Regions from separate parts of the Homo sapiens genome. Here all the other regions are linked to region 1. The links are chromatin loops, found by intact Hi-C in ENCODE. Cell type or tissue: endothelial cell of umbilical vein. All regions are shown on one strand. Links, peaks and the distances in the headings refer to the core of each region. The heading gives the core; the rest is flanking DNA. Region 1 has its middle 39 kb from the start of SNRK. Region 2 has its middle 87 kb from the start of POMGNT2. Region 3 has its middle 74 kb from the start of POMGNT2.

The links. Hi-C counts contacts between places; a loop is a spot of excess contacts. Peaks named below come from ENCODE experiments on the same cell type or tissue, not always from the same donor. Only the 100,000 strongest peaks of a DNase experiment are listed, where the experiment ranks them.
Region 2: it touches region 1 in a loop (2.8-fold over the local background); 3 of 110 quality-filtered maps call a loop at or near these places.
Region 3: it touches region 1 in a loop (6-fold over the local background); 3 of 110 quality-filtered maps call a loop at or near these places.

What each region holds. Positions count from the first base shown.
Region 1 is chr3:43,243,793-43,250,342 of GRCh38, forward strand. No RefSeq gene overlaps it. Among named protein-coding and RNA genes, the nearest start is that of SNRK, 39 kb to the right of the region's middle. In endothelial cell of umbilical vein, for the core only: no CTCF peak of the experiment used is centred there; DNase peaks (open chromatin) are centred at 3,339, 3,969 and 4,639; H3K27ac peaks cover 4,142 bases.
Region 2 is chr3:43,189,468-43,196,017 of GRCh38, forward strand. No RefSeq gene overlaps it. Among named protein-coding and RNA genes, the nearest start is that of POMGNT2, 87 kb to the left of the region's middle. In endothelial cell of umbilical vein, for the core only: no CTCF peak of the experiment used is centred there; DNase peaks (open chromatin) are centred at 1,444 and 3,394; H3K27ac peaks cover 4,416 bases.
Region 3 is chr3:43,176,740-43,183,289 of GRCh38, forward strand. No RefSeq gene overlaps it. Among named protein-coding and RNA genes, the nearest start is that of POMGNT2, 74 kb to the left of the region's middle. RefSeq lists enhancers at 2,318-2,612, 2,378-2,672, 3,379-3,438, 5,071-5,120. In endothelial cell of umbilical vein, for the core only: no CTCF peak of the experiment used is centred there; DNase peaks (open chromatin) are centred at 2,462 and 3,472; H3K27ac peaks cover 3,292 bases.

The DNA.
Region 1 (6,550 bases), core at 960-5,959:
GCACATGATGCAGACACTTTCCAGCATTTCTGGCCCCTTTCCATCATTTTGGGCACATCTGTGTGATTACAATCATATTCTTCATACAAGACTTTATTCTAGCTGATTCACGGTTTTCACTTTGCTGCCAGAAATGAGTTGTTACGATGCACACACATTTTTGGTTTCCTACGCAAACCATTTACTGAAGTGGAGAAAGCACTAGACTAAAGAATCCAGAAAAACCTGGATTTGAGGTTCTCCCTACCCATTAGTAGATTACCAGCCCCAATTTGAGTATCGACAAACCATCAAAGGCAAATGGAAGCAGAGTCTTGGGCCCTTCACTAAAGTCCTACCACAACAGGATGTGGGCTTCACACATTCCTTGGTTATCTCTGAAGATCACTCCAGTGACCTCCTTGCCATCTCAACCATCCCTTCTCAGCCTCATTTTGTACTTGCCCCTCAGATCATAAGACCAATGCAGCCCTGAATTGTATGAAGGGTGTTTCTGACCCTTGATTCAGGACCTTCTAGGGGCGAATGTCTCCAACTCCCATCCTCTTCCCCTTAGCTACTGGCACAGAACTTCTTCCTTCTCTCTTGCTGTGGTCTGATGGCTTGAAGAGAACCACAAAGCTGACACAGGACAGACTGTAGTCTTGGACACCCTGCAGAGCCTTGTTTCATTCCGTAATGAGATTAATAAAAGCTGTCTGTTTTATCTGCTTTACAGAGCTGTTGTGAGGATCAAAAAAATGAAAGTCTACCCAAGTCTGAGGTTTGCTATAAAGCCCATTATAAGTGTTCCTTGGTATTATCTATTTTTATACAATTGAATGTTTAATGTTAGACAGTATCCTTAGTGACTCTTCAAACAGCCCAATGTTATTTCCTTTCTCATAAAAAATGAGGATTAATGCAATATGTTTCCACCCAGAAAAATCTTAACTAAGAGGAGGGGTAGCAATCAGTGTCCTCAAATATATCCATGAAATGGTCCTGTAAAGAGGATTCTCAGGCCCATATAAATGGATATGTGGCTCCTAGACCATGTTCCTGCTCTGGTCATTAGCTACAGATCTGGCTTTTGCTCATTTGGGAACTGCTGACATTGACTTTTCATTGGTTTTGATTTTTTCTTGGCCTTCATTACTTCCTTTCTTTCTTCCTCCCTCCCTGGCTTCCTAAACTTTTGTGATGTTCAAACTTTTGGCACAAAGGACTGCTGATGTACCTTTTGTACAACAAGCTGTCATGCTTTACTTTTATAAGAAGACACAATCAAATGTTGTTTTTTAAAGCTTCTAGGAACCTTTTGAGAACAGATTTTGTCCAGTTCTGTTCATATTTTGAACAGAAACAGTTCAGGTCTTCCTACTTCCCCGCCTACTGGTGGAACACCCACTCCAGGTTCAAGTGTCAACAAAACCATCAAAGGCAAATGGAAGCTGAGGCTTGGATCCTTCACCAAAAATGTCTGTCAACAGAATGCAGGATCAGATATTGGGCACCAGTTATATTTCTTGTGGTGCCACCAAAACTCCCAACCTAAAATCATCTTGGGAGAGTGGAAGTTGGGGCCAAAACCCTGGAGAACTGCTATTAAAGCACTGCGGGTGAAAGGGATCCCTTTTAATACCCCCAAGAAACTTCGCTCTTGATTAGTTCTGGGCCAAATAAATCATAGCTGTATTGAACTTTCACCTGAATCAATTTCCTCATGCGAGCCTCTCAATCCTCAGAGAGACATCAACCAACAGAAACGATTCCAGGATGGGGCCAAGCTATTAATAGGTCTTCAGCACGTTGGCAGATGAGGAGCTCTCTAAGGTGGAATCAGAGGCTGAACTAGATCTGCAAACCTCCATAGTTCCTAATATTTGGTCACCTTCTTGTCCCTGCGTTATAATAAGATTTAGATTCAATTTGTCAAAGCCTGTCATTTAGTCCACCTTGGAATTTTCATCTGCAGAACATAGGCAATCACAAATCTTCACCTCCCTCCTTTCCAAGAGGTGAGATTTTGAAATCCTGGTCAATTCACATGTGTGGTAAGTGCTCAGGTGTAATAACAATCATCTGCCTTTAGATCCATTCTCTCACTAAAACCTCACTAAATGCCAGGAGGCTAAGGCAAGTACTACCAGAGTCCCTTTTTATAGTTGAAGCAACTGAGATTCAGAGAGTTGGAGGGGATTTCTCCAAGGTCCTACTGTTGGTAAACAACAGAGCTACATCTCAGCCCTACATGTGTCTAAGTCTTATGCAGTTTCTTTGCATTCAGAGGGTTAACCTAGAGTTGTTGGGCTGGCCTCAGGAGATTGCCTAAAAGAATATATATGTATAGCACATGTATTTTTCTACAAAGGGAGTCCAGAGCTGTCCTGGAATTTTCAGAGATGCAAGACTAAAACATTGTTAAGAACTTTCTGCCTGCTTCATCTGGCATAGAGTATGCATTCAACATTTGTATGCTGAATTGAGGATTCATTGTGAGGGAGCAACAGGAAGATGTGGGTCTCAGGGGGATAACACTATTTATTCAGAAGAGACCCAGTGGAGAATGACCCCCAGGCGGCAGCAGCTGAGGTTCTGGCCGTGGTTACCTAGAGAGCACGTGCAGTGTGCTATGGGTAAACTGGTGGACGGCTAGGCAAATTTTATGATGGATATTTAGTCTGAAACCCAGGACCAATCCAATTCACTTGGAGAGGACACATCACTGTAGAAGTCTATAAAAAGAACCCTGTTGAAAGAGAGAAATTTCTTGCCCCTTTCTGTACTTGGAGTGTAATGACGAGTTTAGGGGTTCCTGAGTCTTCCCTGGATGAAGAGACCCTCTGGTGCTTTTTAAGAAGCAAAGAAACAAAACCTTCCTGGGGAGATACCCTTCACTGGCTGCCCAAGCCTCATCCCAGAGTGAGATAAAGGGGAAGGTTGAACCTCTTGGCCTTATGCAGAGAAGATAAATGAATATGAGGCTTTGGCAATAGAGCTGGAACAAATGTGTTGATCAAGGAGGATCATTGTCAAGCCAGTTTTCATCTCAGCAACTGGACTAGCATTAGAGACACTCATTTGAAAACCTTAAAGAACTCGACATGTATGATGGTGTGGCATCCCATCAGAGATGTGAAGTACAATCAGGACATTTTTATCCTAATGACAGAATATTATGTCCTCCCCTCTTGGTTAACAGGACACATGCTGCTAGAATGTGTAAAATCTGATTCACTTGGGCAGTAAGAAACAAGCATAACAACCCCAAGTCAGGCTGCTAGTTTTGGATGGTTTGGGTCTTTGTGTTTGACAGGATGTGTTTAGAGGAGAGATTTCCGTAGCCACTGAAGCACAGAGCAACCTGGTGCCCAAAGAAGAATGAGAGGAAGCAAGAGCTGTGTGTGTCTCATGGTAAACAATGAGGCCGGAAGCATCCATCTGGAATGCAGTCAAAAACAAAAAACCCTGGCCACTCAGATGCTGGAGCACCAATGCAGCTTTTTGGCAAAACTTTGACAGATGTCAGATATTAAAGAATGCATGTGTGGAAATGAGTTATATGGGGAGAAGTTAGGAACAAGAATTATTAGTAACCAAATAGTGTATGTTTGTGCATGAAAGGTGGGGAGGGCGTCAAAAAGAAGCCCAGAGTCTGTTGCTGGAAATATCCTAAGTTTAAAATTCAGCCCACAATCCATCTCAGTCCCTTTCAGTAGAGTCCTGGCACTGGGCTTGGCTCCTGGCAGCTCTTTGGGGGACCCCAAGAATAATAGCATGGGAAGAAATTTATGACATGTTTCAAGATCGTTGAATGCTTCTTAATCAAGTTATAGTGAGGAGGAGAGGTTCAAGCAGCAGTACTGGCATTATTTTAATTCACCAAGTGGGAAATTATTGAAGCATATTTTATATAATTAGGGTCAAGAATGGATTTGGTGTCATTTAAGGCAAATGTCCTGAACACAAAGCCGATTCAGCTGGCATGATTTCTAGCCTTGAGAACAGCAAGTCTGGCAACAATTAATCAGGCCAGAGGAAACAGTACAGAGACCACTGTTTGGCCACCCTCTGCACAAACCAGGGCAAGGAATTATGGAACTCCAGCAGCTAGCAATAGAAAGGGCCCTCTGGAATACAGCAAAATGTTGTAGGTAATGGCTTGTGTCCGGAACATCTCAGGAAGTTTTATGAATGTTAATTTAATTGTGCAATAGGCAAGGAAAGTCAGTAGTCCTTGTTTTACAAGTGCTAAGCATGCTAAGAGCTAGGTCTCCTTAGGGCTCACCAGGTGTCCTGGAGTGAATTGTCCTGGGGGTGAATTGCTGAGAGATCAAAACAAAAAAAGAAAGAAAGAAAGAAAAAAAGAAACCAACATTATTAACAACACAGCTGATGAGCAGAAACAGGACTTGGAGCAGAACCATGATGCTTAGCACAGATGCATCCATTCAGGACCAAAAAATGTTGTCCTGAGCCTCAAAGCTGTCAAGCTGTGTGCAAGAAAGAATGACAATGAACCCCCCCAAGCAGCCTCATGGCATTCTTGGACTATAAGCCTCTGAGGAGACTGGCTCCCAGCATGCGGAAGTCTGAGGTTCAAGTGTGGTAACAGCTTGCTAGTGGATGCTATGGAGCCAGAGCCAAAAGACACACATGCCACTCACTGTTTATTGCTTTGCTTTTCCCCTTTGGCCACTCCCTGTAGATGCCTCGGGGATAAGACCAGCAGACTTGTCTCCAGGCATATTCCAAGGAAAATGTTGGGAAGCAGAGCACCAAGTTCTATTACATACAACAGAGCAGATAAACAGATGAATGGAGAACGGAAACCTCATAGACACAGGTGACATAGTGTAAGAAGACTCACAATTTCAATGACTCAGACAAGATGGAAGTTGCTTCTCTCTCAGGTAACAACCTGGACATAAATAGTCTTGGGGAAGTATAATGGCTTTATGGTGAAGGGACCCAGACTCCTTCAATCTTGTTTCTCCTCTGTGCCTAGGGCATTGCCCTCATCTAAATGGTCCAAGATAACTCATGACCATCATGGCCACATTCCGATAGGAAAGGAGAAGGAGAGGGCACTCCTGTATCTGGTATGAGAACAACCTGGAAGTTGTACACATCACTTCTACTCACATCCCATTGGTTCGGAAATAGTCATCTGATCACACCCAACTGTAGAGGAGGCTGGGAAATGTAATCTCTTTTTTTTTTCTGGGTAGCCAAGTGCTTAGCTAAGAATTATATTTCTATGAGAGCAGGAGAGAGGCAGTCTGAAGGAGCAAAGTGTGATGGCAGCCAAGTCTTTGGCTGTCTGTTGGAAGTCTCCCACCCCACACTCCTTCATCAGTTACTCCTCCCTTTCCTCCCTCTAGTACACAACACTCCCTTTCCTGAGCTCCACACAGCGCCTCCAGGCCTGCTCTTTGCCAGTACTCTGCTACCCAGATTCCATGATCCTGCTAGCACTCACTTCTTATCCTGCGCTTTTCACATTCTCTTTTTCCCTCAGATCAAAGCAACTTAAAAATAAGGAAGAAAATGTTGCAACTTGCATGAATATCTGAGGAACACTTTTGCCTGGTTATAACTCCTTGTATTAATTATCTTGACACTTTAAACCATCACCTCCCTAAATGCAATGGGAGCCTTCTGTTCATAGAAAGTGGCTCTAGCATTTTTCTGTACTATGTGTGCTCAAAAACATCAAAGATATAATTTCAAACACACAAGTCAAGATTCACTTTGCCCTGGGTAATGGTGATACATACATATATATATGTATGTATGACTCAATATGCAAATATATGTATATATGTGTAGATGACTAAATATGCAAATATGTACATATGAGACTAAATATGCAAATGAACAATGACCAGACCATATATGACAATAGAATTCAGACTCACATAAGAAGCCCAGAAAGCCAAATCACAGTCTCTGAAGCAATTGGCACAGGTCAGGACTTGGTCAATGACTGCCAGCTTCCCTACATTTGGGCCCTACTTTTCCAACTCAGAACCAAACAGAAAAAAACAAATATGATGCCCTAACAATCACATAGGATGCCCCCCCCCCCTTGTTGTTAGCCCACCTCCAGCTTCCCCCATGCTATCAGCCTCCAATCAGGGCACACCTGAAGTCTTCCCATTTTTCTGCCATAAAGTTTTCCCACTCCTGCTTGCCTTTGAGTCCCTGCCAATGAGAAGTGATGACGCTGATTCCCTTGCTATAGCAAGTTCTGAATAAATAACCTCTTATTTTCATTTGGGTGGTCTTTGTCTATTTTCACCCTTGCAAAAAACTCACTGAGCTGAATATTTAAGATCAATGCTCTTTATACTAATTACTGTATATATCTCATCCATCAGAAATATCTTGGAACCTGCCTGGTGAGGTGATGTGCACCTGTAATCCCAGCTACTTGGGAGGCTGAGGCAAGAGGATTGCTTGAGCCCAAGAGTTTGAGACCAACCTGGGCAACATAGCAAGACCCATCTCTAAAAAAAATATTAAAATCTTTATTTTGCTCAGCTGTCTGATGAAGAAGTTAATA
Region 2 (6,550 bases), core at 579-5,578, 55 kb before region 1:
AGGAAACTGAGAACTGGACATCCAAAGGATTCTGACTGTGCACTGCAAGAGCAGGTGGAGTTGTGTGGGGTTGGTCGTGCATGGGACTATGAATAGTGACCTTGAGATCCTAGCTTTGGGTGCCCTTGACCATCATGCACTGGAGGAATTTGGGCAACTTGAGCAGGAGGTACAAGGAGTGAGGTCATCAAGGAATACTCCTCAGCCATATCTATCTGACCACAAATGTTCATCTTTCATCTGTGATGTGAGGTGGTCACTAAAGGCAAGAGAAGCTTGCTGTAGTCAAATATTAAGGGTCAGAGCTCTTCCCACTTAAGAATGGAAATTGTACCATTTTTGTACAAACTCAGGGTCAGTTTCTGGGCCACCCAGGGATCTGGGGTTGCCCCAAGAAGAAGAGGTCATTCTTCCTTTTAATCTAGGACCCACTCCTTGAAACTTTTCTCTGTCTACATGCACGTCCTTAATAATCTTGTGGCTTTAAATATCAATATTTTGGTTTCAAAACTCAGATTTGTATCTCTAGCCTCAGCCTCTTCCCAAACCCCAGACTGCCTCTTGACATCCAATTTGGCTATGTATCATCTCAAACTTAAAATTTTAAGACCAACTTCTAATCTGTCTACTCAAGCCCCACACTCCCACAGTCTTTCCCATCTCAGAAAATGGCAGCTCCATTCCCTGGTTGCCTCAGGATAATCTTGGAGTCACCTCTGACCTTTCTTCCCTGTCTCATATTTCTACTAGGAAATCCCGTCAGTTCTACCTTCAAATATATCAAGACTCCATCTCATCTCGCACCTGTAATGTCCTCCTGGTCCAAGTAATCATTGTCCCTCACCTGGATTATTGCAATAGCCTCATAACGGGTCCCCCTGTTCCTACCTTTTCCTGCCTGTAGTTTATTCTTAGGGTTAAGTCATGTTACTGCTCTGCTCTAATCCTCCAATGCTTCCCTATCATGATCAGAGAAAAGTCAAATCCTTCTACCACCCCTCAAGGCCCTACACAGTCAGACTTGGTGACCTTCCTATCTCATCTCCAACTCCCTCCTACCACTGACACGCTCTCTTCCAGCCACCCTGATCTCCCTGTGCTTCCAAGGACATGCCAGGGCTTTTGCATGTGCTGTCCCTTCTGCTGGAACCCTCTTACCTCCGTCTCCAGATGGTTCAATCCTTTCTCTCCTTCAGGCCATTGCTTTCAGGCTTTTGCTGAGCACTCATCTTAAACTGAAGCCTGCTTGACACTCCCAAAGCCCTTCCCCTGCTGTGATATTTTTATTGCCCTTATCCCCAGCTGTTTTGCTATATTTCTTACTCGTTTGTTTATCGTCTGTCTCCCTCAACTAAGATAAAATGTCAGCTGGGCAAGGAAAGGACTTTTTATTCACTCTCCTTGCTGTATTCTCTGCAGCTGGAAGAGTGCCTGACGCAAAATAAGCACTCAATAAATACCTGTTGAGTGAGTGAATGAATCTAAAAAGCGGATGACTGAGATAGTTTTGATTTGACGTGGAAAAATAAAAAAGCATGACTACTATGCACAAAAATGTCATAAAGGAGTTCACACCAAATACACAGAAAAAATATGGCTGTATTAACATTAAAATGTCACAGTGGTTTTCACTGGGTGAGGAGCTACAATGGATTCTCCCTTTGTTTCTATCCATCTATTGTTTCTAATTAATATGCAATAAATATATTGTGTGTGTAATGAAGCCAAAGTAGAGAAATGGTTTTTAAACTGCTGCCTGCTATAAACCAGAGATCCCCATTCTCTGGGCCACGGACTGAGAGCAGTCCAAGGCCTGCTAGGAACCGGGCCACACAGCAGGAAGTGAGTGTTGGGCCAGTGAGCATTACTGCCTGAGCTCCGCCTCCTGTCAGATCGGCAGTGGCATTAGATGCTCATAGGAGCACGAACCCTATGGTGAACTGCACATGCGAGGGATCCAGGTTATGCACTCCTTATGAGAATCTAATGCCTGATGATCTGAGGTGGAACAGTTTCATCCCAAAACCATCCCCCACCACACCAAACCCCCAGTCCATGGAAAAATTGTCTTCCATGAGACCGGTCCCCGGTGCCAAAAGGTTGGGGACTGCTGCTGTAAACTATAAGGTTGTCAGAGGCAAGGATTGTGTGTAGGCATAGGGGCACTTTTAAATTCCCAAAACTGAAAATTTCCATAGCCTAAGATGTTCTATCTCTGGCAGGGCACTAGTCCCCTATTCACAGAGTTGTTCTTTATGTACCAACTGGAATAGCCTTGGATTGCACATGAGAAGGAAGCACCAGTGTGTGGACCAGAGCATCAGTAAGGCTGCTGTCATCAAGAAAGGAAGACACGTGAAGACTCAGGCAATCGATGCCACCTTGCTTGGTATCCTGGCCAGCACAGCCCCCTGCATAAACAATCATCACTTTCATGGAGCTTTGCAGCTGACAGAGGATATTTACATGCATCAGTCCTTGCAACAGCTTTGTACATTGCCTTTTATTCCCTTCCTCAAGGAGGCTTATAGGGGTTACATACTTTGTCCAGGATCTCATAGCCAACTTTCTTCTGTCTGCATTCCTACTGCAACACCACCTGCTTCCATGGTAAACACGTTTCCAAAGACAGCCAGGAAGAAACAAGGAGTTGGGTCAGCAACCTTTCCTAAAAGGAGTAGCATTTGGGGTGGGTCAAATAGCTAAACCCTTGGGGTGCTTAGGGGAAACTGAGGTGGAAAATTGCTGTAAGGGTTTGTCTAGAAAAGATGATGCAATGACTCTATTATCTTAGGGGTATGGGAGTTCCTCTTAGGAAGGGAACTATCTTTTTTTGGAAAAAAGAAAAAAAAAAGACCTTAGTATTAATAAATGCTTGGGAAAGAAAATGGGGCCTTGAAGTTGAAGCTACTCTGCCATAAAGAGTGGGGTACTATTTTCGAGCTTCTAAGAGAGTCTAGAGAGAGAAGAAAGGCGAGAAGAGAAAGGAGCAGGGAGAGGCAAAGGTGGAGAGAGGCTGGAAGAATGGTGTGGAGACACTAGCAGGGGATATTTTGTGGATATAAATCCTTTTCCTCTAATCCAGTGTTTTTGCTTGAGTTAAAAGCAGAGTTACTAAGGGCAAAGAACAACAAACTTGTTCCCTCCCTGATTTCCTGCCTTTCTTGGGGAAAAGACTTAATGGACCCTTTTTCTTTTCTTTTATAGACAGTGCCACATGATTAGTCACAGAGAGCCTCTGATGTTTTTTGCACTCGGGGCAGATTTTCAGACATCAAAGAACTTGAAGAATTCAGTACACTTGTTTAAGGTAGCATTGGGGTTTATCTGTCAGTCTCCTGTGAGTTTGGTCAGCATGGGTCAGCTTCCTTGTGTGCTCCCTGTTCGTTCTCTTAGACTGGTATCTGCCAACACTAGACATAAGCTAAGATTTTCCACTGTAAGGGTTTTCCTCTTCCTAGGGCTGGGCTTGGGCATGAGGTGACACAGAGCTCTGACCATAAAAGAAGGAACACAAGGTCCAGCTTTTCATATGGGGCATCCCCAGGAAGCAAGACCAGAGGCATCCTCCCCTCACCATTCTCATTTCACTCTCTCCTTGTCGCCACCCACCGAAAGGAGCCTGCAAGAAGGGTCTGTAAGCAGCCCTACTCCAAAAGGAGCCCTGGGACCATACTGGGGGAAACTACAACATAGCCTTTACAGCCTACCTAACACCATCACGGTCATTATATGGCTCCTTTATTAGCCAAGGAAGTTATCATCATGCCCATATGGAAGTGAAGATTGCAGGATCATGGAGGTTCAGAAACTTGGTCAAGACCGACAAGTAAGAGGCAGAGTCATGAGTTGAACCCAGGTTTTGTGGGTAGAATAGAGGGGGTCCAAGATTTGGCTTTTTTTTTTCTTTTTTTAGCATCACCTTTGCTCTCTGGATGCTCTAAGTGCTGGTTACTCTCTCTTTGTCCCTGGCTCCTGAGCTCTGCTGTTTGCTTCTTTGACCTGCTGAGCGCCCAGCTGGCTGGTTCCCTGGTGGTCTTGGGGCTGATGGCCTCTGCAGGGCTGGGGTTCTGACAGTGTGAGATGTGCAGCCACGCTCCTTAGACTCCTTTTTTTGTAGGGGGTGAGGTGGGGGAGATAGGAACTCACTGTGTTACCCAGGCTGGAGTGCAGTGGCATGATCTCAGCTCACTGCAATCTCTGCCTCCCCGGTTCAAGCGATTCTCCCACCTCAGCCTCCTGGGTAGCTGGGAATATAGGCGCCTGCCACCACGTCATGCTAATTTTTGTATTTTTAATAGAGATGGGGTGTCACCATGATGGCCAGGCTGGTCTCCAACTCCTGACCTCAGGTGATCTGCCCGCCTCGGCCTCCCAAAGTGCTGAAATTATAAGAGTGAGCCACCGTGCCTGGCCTCCTTAGACTCCTTAGCACTGGCCCTTCCTTTGTCTCTTCAGGGTGGTTACTGCTTCCTGCCATTGCTAGTCCCTGGCCAACTCTGTTCTCAAGGTTGGTTTCCTTCACCCTACCCACCCCCTGGATAAGTCACTTTCCAAAATTATTCTTCACTCCATCACTTTGAATGTACCCTCTGCTTCTGTGGGGCCCTTGGCTGATAAACCCAGCATGACACATGGGCAAAAATGCGGCTGCCCTGGGATCCTCTGCCTCCTCTCGTGGCCCCTGGAACTGCTGAGAAATCTGAGTTCCAGAAGCAGTTTGCAGCCACCGGCCTGCCTGCCGGGCAGTAGAACCACTGTGCCACTGTCAGGGTGTCTGCCAGCTCAGAGGTGCTGCCCTTCAGTGGGGCCCGAAGGGCTTGAGACCTGTGTCCCTCCCTCCCCTCCTTCCTGTCTATTCTGAAGGTGTTGACACCACCAGCTTCCCAGAACTTTAGGGGTACATCTCACACATTCCTGGAGACGACTGCTCTTCCAGGGTCTAATTTTCCTCTCACCCTCACAGTTTTGCAACCTGAGCAAGACCTAGGAGGAGCCAAGTTGTGAGGAAGGAAGAGAGGTTTCAAGAAGTGGACTTTGTCTTTTTGGAAGTGACTTGCCCTGCAGCTGCCCTGTGGTATTTGCTCCCCAGGCATAGGCAGGCGTAGGGGCTGGTCGGTGGTCCCCATGTGCCGGTCAGCACCCCAGGAGCAAGTGTTCTGCCATCCTGTTCCTCTCTCCAAGAGGTCTGAACACTTGCTCTGCTGAGTAGAAGAGCCACTGATTCAGTCACTTGTACCCTGTCCTTTGCAGGAAGCCGGAAGTCTCTGGGTGTGTTTACACACAGGCATGCATGCTCTCAAACACGCAGACACATCCTAAGCAGAGGAGCAAAAGGGTGGCCCTGAGCAGATAAGAAGTCACTTTCTCAAAGTCTCATTCCTCCTCCTGCAGGCCAGGAGCCTGAAGCATCTCAGACTGGGGGTGCCCAGAAGCTGAAGGCACCAGGGAGGCTGGCCAACCACCCTGGCCAAGGACACCAGCTTCACTTCCACAGTAATCAGTGCATCTGAGGGACAGCCTCACAGAATGCCCCAGAATGGGGGGAAATTCCCTCAAAGAAGAGAACCCACCGACCAGCCAGTTCATATCCCCCACTGTTTGCAAAGCTGCATTTCCCAGAACAAATCCACAAACTGGCATGTGAATTTGACCATCTGTCTCTAGTGATTTTGATTCCCATCAATCAGTCCCTCAAAGCCTTATCCAATAATAATAACTTCTTAAGAAGTGTTTGAATGTCTGTCCGTGCATGCATTCATTCTGCATTGAATTGCTTATGATTATGAGGCACATGGTGTAGCCTGGGAGGCAGAGACTGAGGAGCAAAAACAGCCCAAGCTCACCAGAAGCTGACGTTCTAGGGGAGGGCATAGGGCACCACACAGGCCTCTCAAACAAGCCTGGTGCAGGGAGATGCTGAGAGGGGCCATGATCCTTGTAGTTACCTGTCTGCACATATGAACATGGAGTTTCCTGAGGAGCCTGCCCGCCCCTCCGCATGACCCTCCCCACCTCTGTTTCCCTTGACAGCCTGTCCCCACATCCCAATCTCCCCCAGTACACACACAACATTTTGTCTCTTCTCTCTCCTCTCACCCTGCTCCCACCCACCTTTCCCTATGTTATCCCATCCCTTCAAACCAACAGGAATTCTCCCCTGTTGGAGGCAAGAAGGAGACAGCCATCCCAAAAGACAAGGCACCGAACTAGAATGAAACCAGAATCATGTCAAACAATTCCCAGGGGAGGGGGAAAGGCCACAGATGATAATGAAAATGTTGCTTGCTGCCGTGACAACCGCAATCATTCAGCCACAGTACCAAGGCTTTGGAGGCAACAATATCAATTGAATGTTTATTTCCCCAGCACAAGAAGCATCCCAAAGGAGGTGGAAGCCAAAAAGGAGACATCTTGGGGACTCCACCTGTCACCTGCTGGACAACTGGAGTGCCTGGCAAGGATTGGCTCTTCTTTTTCCAATCTGCCATTAACTATGACATCACTTTCAACTTTGCCTGTGTCTAACTCTTCATCTGTATCAACCAGT
Region 3 (6,550 bases), core at 874-5,873, 67 kb before region 1:
AAGGATGGGAGGGGAGGGCCCAGCAATGGCAGTAGCAGGAGCCCAGGGAAACAGATGGCCAAGAAAGAACTCCCTGGGGCAGGGCCAACAATGAATTTTGCCAGCAGTGAGGACTGTTGATAGATGTTAACTGTGTTCCTTCTCTGTGCCTTAATACCCTCTGCTGTCCATATGCCCCAAGGGCAGAGTGTTTCACATGTGCTATGGGTTGGAGGCACTGCATGGGGTGGGGAGAGCTCTGTCCATGCTCAGGCAAAGCCTGTGAGCCTGTGGTGTGCAAAGGAATGGCCCAAGAGCCAGAGGCAAGGAGGAGCAGGGAGGCGGTCAGGCGACTGCGAGGAGACTGTGACACCCTAACATTTCTTGGAAGTACCCAGAAGAGCACTGGCCTGCTGACAGGGATGTACAAGGGGGCCGGAGATCTATGTTTGGCTTTTGAAGGAAAGGATTACTCCAGCAGGCTGGTGGACACTGGGACCTAGGCCATGTGATGGCCGGATGGTGTAATACCCTCTGCAGTGGTGCGCAGCAGCTGTCCTGGGAGAAGTGCACTGGCAATGCTGGGCAGAAGGTGATCAAGTGGAACAGGAGCAATGTTAAAATCTAACTCATGAGTAATATGGAAAGATCTCCAGGATACACTGTCAGGTAATCAAAGGCAGTGTCCCTGGAGGGTGTGCTATGCATTCTCCACGGGACCCCTGAGCTGTCCATACCTGCCTCCATAATGCTCTGTGTCCGGAGGCTGACTTGTAAAGACTGCATCCACAGGCCTCCTTGCCAGGCCTCCTTGCCTTATGACTTCTGGTAGGGATTGGCCAATGGGGGCCCTGCGGAAGGCCCAGAGAGTGGAAAGGGAGCGAGGTGGGGGTATTTACTCCTTGGCACCCCCCCCCCTCTGACTCCCCTGCATTTGCCAGCCCTGTTCCTCATTGCCTCCTGCACACCTAGTCCACACACCCTTGTGAACAGTTAAACCTTCCTCAGTTATCCGGCTGGAGCATGCCGTTTGCTTCCTATTCAGATTCTGACAGATACACAGGGAATACCATATGCTAACTTTTGTGTGCTTAACGGTGGTGGCAGCATGAAAATACATATTTGAATCTGCATAAAGAAATACTAGAAGAATGCATAAGAAGCTAATAAAAGTAGCTTCCCATAGGGGTATGGCAGAGGGACTGGGTGAACCAGGGTAGAGGTGGGCAAGATTTCCCATCATATCTAATTTATATTATTTTGATTTTTGAACCATGTGAGTGACTACTTATCAAACGAACTTAAATTGGAAATAATCTGTTCTACCCCTAAGTCTGATGATTTGGAGGTAACCAGTTTGATGCTGTCCAGACCTTTTACCAAGGAAGCTCCCAATTTTCTTTTTCTTTCTTTCTTTCTTTCTTTCTTTCTTTCTTTCTTTCTTTCTTTCTTTCTTTCTTTCTTTCTTTCTTTCTTCTTTCTCGCTCTCTCTCTTTTTTTTTCACTCTGTCGCCCAGGCTGGAGTGCAGTGGTGCGATCTTAGCTCACTGCAGCCTCTGCCCTCCAAGTTCAAGTGATTCTCCTGCCTTAGCCTCCCGAGTAGCTGGGATTACAGGTGCCTGCCACCGCACCTGGCTAATTTTTTGTATTTTTAGTAGAGACGGGGTTTCACCATCTTGGACAGGCTAGTCTTGAAATCCTAACCTCGTGATCCACCCACCTCGGCCTCCCAAAGTGCTGGGATTACAGCTGTAACCACCACGCCCGGCCGGAAGCTCTCAATTTTAACTCAAAAAATCCACAGCACCGAGGGAAGCAGCTCCTCCAAGCTGGCTGCATGAAGCAGGGCCACAGCCGACTGTCCCATCTGCTTCCCTGCTCCTGCCCTCCTAGAGCTCTGGCCTCAGCCATGGCATCCTAGAGATGGTGTTGCGGGGTTTGTCAACTGACCAGAAGAGAGAGCAAAATTAAATTACATATGAAGGTTGACTGTGGAAAACAAGAGGAGCCAATGTTGAGTAGCAGCATCTCAGTGAGACAGATGATGGCATTGCTTATGGTAACCCTCATCTTGAGAGGGGCTGTTCAGTCTGTGAGGTGCACCACTGGAAGCTTCCAAAAGGCCCAGCAAGACCCATTTCTGTGGCTGACTTGCCATGTGAAACACCCCAGGCATGTGGCCTGCACCTGGAGATGCCACACCCATGCCACCACCACCGTCACCCCGTACACCTTTTGTAAGTGTGCCCCCTGGGGCCTGGCACCAGAGACACACAGATCATGAGCGCAGAACCATACCTGGAGAGGCGCCTCCTGCAACATGAATATTCAACCTCACAGAGAATTTTGACCTTTGCTATTTCTCATTGGCTTTGTGGAATAATCAGAGGAGCCAGCGTGAGAACAAGGCTGGCATTCACAAAGCTTAGCTCTCATTTCCTCATTAATCCTCCGAGTCAGCATTACGAGGCAGGGAGAGGTCAAACACGATTATTGCCTTCATCCAGAACGGTAGGGTAATGGCCTGCCCTGTGTCATGCATGAGTCACAAGCAGAGTGGGGTCTAACCGTGATCTTTGGACCTTGGCTCCTGATTGCAATGGGAAGGTAGAGGTCACAGATGCACAGATTGGCAGAACAGTTACCTGAGCAGTGTGACTTCAAGTTCAAGGCAAAGATCTTCCTCTATGGTTCTGTCTACTGTTGCCCAAGTGGCTACCATTGGTCCTCCTTTGGTGTTAAGCATAGTTTACAGCCAGTATTTCCTAAATGGCCAGAATAGTTCATGGCCAATATTTCCCAAGTGTCTTGGACCAGGGGCTTGCTTTTGGCACTCCTGGTCCAAAATATTTGGGAAATACAGGCCGAGCGGACAGCTGGAGCTGCCTGAAGCATCGCTCCTGGGCCTTGGTAAAAACATCACCTCAATCTGTTCAAATGTTCCCCAAGCTCAGTTCATCAGTCTGGCTGAGTCCTGGGCAGACACGTAGGAAAAGTCCATTTTACTTCGGTAGGAGGGAGTCGCAGATGGCTCTGTGGAGAGATGGGGCCCACCCATCTCAGAGGCAGAAATGAGAGCAGGATGAATCCATGTCTGGGGCAGAAGCCGTGGAGGGAGACAAATGGCATGCAGGTCCTCCAAAAGCCAGCCAGGGGCCCCCTAGGCCGCACCCTGCCTCCAACTCACACTTAGCTTTTGGTGAAAGGCTTTTCCCTGTCTCTTCCAATTATTGCTCTTTTACCTTGTGCTAGGCTCTGGGATAAATCATTTTCATGTATTCTCACAATTTCCAGTGAAAATCTGACACTCAGAGAGGTGAACTGCTCATGCTTGCATAGCTGGGAAATGGTTGAGGTGGAATTTGAACTCCTGTCTGGCTGGAGTCTAAATGTTCCTGCTTCTCAGAACATTCCTATACATTTATTCACGGACCTAAACAAGTTGTGGGGAGGGAGAGGAAGAGGAATGAAGGGGACCAGCTCCGAGGCAGAGAGGAAATGGTGAGGTGGAGACACAGGAAATCCTGACTGTGTATGTATATGCTGTCAGCACGTAAACTGAGCTATTTTAAGGTCAAGGCCAGGGTGCAGCCCAACAGAATTGCGAAAGCAAAATGTGTTTGCTTCTGCAGTTGGCTTTTTAAATACATTTTTCTTTATTAATTGGAGCACTGGTGAACATCTGGGTCATCCTAAATTAGGCCTTTGACATTTGAAAAAATAATCTCAGGTAACAGAGTAAATGGTTCAGGCTCTGTGGCCAGAAGTCTCCTGGTCTCTGACATCCAATCTGTTTCTGCTCACCTGGTCCCTCTTTTTAATAAACTTGCTGGAAAGAGCTCCAGAGAAAAGGGGACCGTCCTGAGAAACTGTGGCCGAGCAAATGCAGCAAAAGACAGGTCCAGCAGAAGTTGGTGGCCACAAATCCAGCAGCCCCTGCAGACAAAGTCCTTAGATAGTTGGGCTCATGTGACTCTTCTGCATACCCCATGGGCAGCATCTGCAAGGGGGTCGTGGGAGTTCTATAGCCCTGTGTGCCCTTTAGGGCGTAGGATCCCCCAACCCTCCACCAAAGCTTCCCATGCAAGTCGAGCTCAAATGCCCACCAATTACAGCCACTGTCACTCCCAGCTCTGGCATGCTAGGTGACCTTGAATAAGTTACTTAACTTCTCCATCCCTCTGTTTTCTTATCTGTAAGATGAGTGTGATAATAACATAAGTGACCTTATGGGGTTGTGATGGGATAAAATGAGACAATACAGGCAAGGCGCTTGAACAGTTCGGGGCACACTGAGCACCATGCAAGCATGTGCGATTCTTCCTTGTTCTGGCTGTGGAGAACATGGGGGAGGGAGGATTGATTGCACACCTTCTGTGTGTCAGAGGGTTTCCACAGATGACCTCTAATGCTTCCTATAATCCCTTAAGAAAGGGGTCATCACCAAAGTTTACAGTTAGGGCACCAAGTCTCGGAGGGGATCAGTAACTTTGCCTAAGGTCACAGGGTTTGGAGACACGTGTCAGGGTTTGTACTCACATAACCCTGACTTCAAAATCTATTATCTGAGTCATTCCACACCTCCTCCCTAAACCACACCTGGCCCGAATTACGTGTAACACCTGCTCAGATGGTTTGGTGATTAAACCGCAGCCTTGGGGGCAGGATCTGGGAAGCTGGACCATGCTCACTCATGACTCCCCGGGATGGGTCTTTTCTATCATTCACAGTTCCCGTTGGTGGCCCAGTGTGGAGTGACCAGAGATGTCACGTTAAGGGAACTGAAAAGTGAGAACAAAGCTAGAAGAGGAGATGGGATCTTGAGGGCAGGAAGGGACACATTCCAGCAGAAACATTCCTGTGTTTTTGGCCTGGCTTTTCACCTGTCCCCCAGGAAAGCTGGCCCCAGGCAGAGTGACACGTGTGAGGAGACTCCTAGGAAAGTCACTCCCTGTGACCGAGGCACCTCCCTGGGCTGGTCCTTGCACCTGTCATCTCATGCACTCTCTACGGGAACTAATGATGATGATTATGCATTTTATAGAGAGGTCACTGAAGCGCATTAAAGTGAAACAAGTTGCTCCAAGCCACACGGCGGAGGAAGATTCAACCTTGAGTCTGGGGTTCAAAGTCTCTGCATTTTCTATGACAGATCCCTTCGCGATAGCAATGGCGCTGCTCGTATAATAGATAATATGTGATAGGGCACTGGCCAAGGCTGGGCTTCTATCAGGGACAAACCCAGGGACAATAACCTATGGGTTATATTCTTTTTATTTTCATTTATTTATTTTTTAATTTTAATTTTTTTTTTTTTTTTTGAGAAGGAGTCTCGCCTTGTCACCCAGCCTGGAGTGCAGTGTCACAATCTCTGCTCACTGCAACCTCTGCCTTCCAGGTTCAAGCAATTCTCCTGTCTCAGCCTCCCAAGTGGCTGGGACTACAGGCGCACATCACCACACCCAGCTAACTTTTGTATTTTTAGTAGAGATGGGGTTTCACCATATTGGTCAGGCTGGTCTCGAACTCCTTACCTCAGGCGATCCACCTGCCTCTGCCTCCCACACTGCTAGGATTACAGGCTTGAGCCACTGTGCCTGGACATATTGTCTTTTTAGACTCTTGTCCCTGAGAGGGACAAGAGGAAACCAAGGGGGCTGGGCTTCTAGGAGGAAAGAGGACATGAAAGCACAGGAGACAGAGAGACAGATAAGTTAAGGAAGAGGAGAAAGGCAAGGAGAAAGAAGAAAATTGGGGAAACAAAGGGAATATATAGACTGTGGGAATGAGTGAGAGACAGCTAGAGCCTAACACAGCCTGCTTGCAAAGCGACAATCTGGGCCTCTGTACTTGATACCTGCCCTGTTCCTGCACCCAATGCTCCAGGAGCTTCATGGTCATCCCCGGAGAGAAGGTCATCTCCTGTCCTGGGAAGGCACTGGGCTGGCTCCGGGGGCTCACTGGAACATTAACAGCCACAGACAGGCACACACACTTGACCTAAGATTCCCAGCATATTACTTCAGTCACTGGCAACTGGAGTGCAAAACCTGCTTGCAATCCCTGAAATTGTGCGAGAGAAGGAAATGCGGCAGCTCATGAGATGCATATTAGGAAAAACATGGAAGAATTTCTCAGAGTCCAAGGTTACCCTTTTTTTTTTTTTGAGACAGAGTCTCACTCTGTCACCCAGGCTGGAGGGCAGTGGTGTGATCTCGGCTCACTGCAAGCTCTGCCTCCTGGGTTCAAGCAATTCTACTGCCTCAGCCTCTGGAGTAGCTGGGATTACAGGCGTGTGCCACCACGCCTGGCTAATTTTTGTATTTTTAGTAGAGACAGGGTTTCATATATTGGCCAGGCTGGTCTCAAACTCCTGACCTCAGGTGATCCACCTTCCTCATCCTCCCAAAGTGCTGGGATTATAGGCATAAGTCACCCCGCCTGATCGTCATTTCCCTTTTAAAGATACTGGCCAGGGAGGTCCTTTGACATCATCATCTTCATTATGGAGATCAAGGAGCCAGAAGATGAAGGAGCCAGAAGGTCACTGGGCTGGGCCTCTGGTCTCATT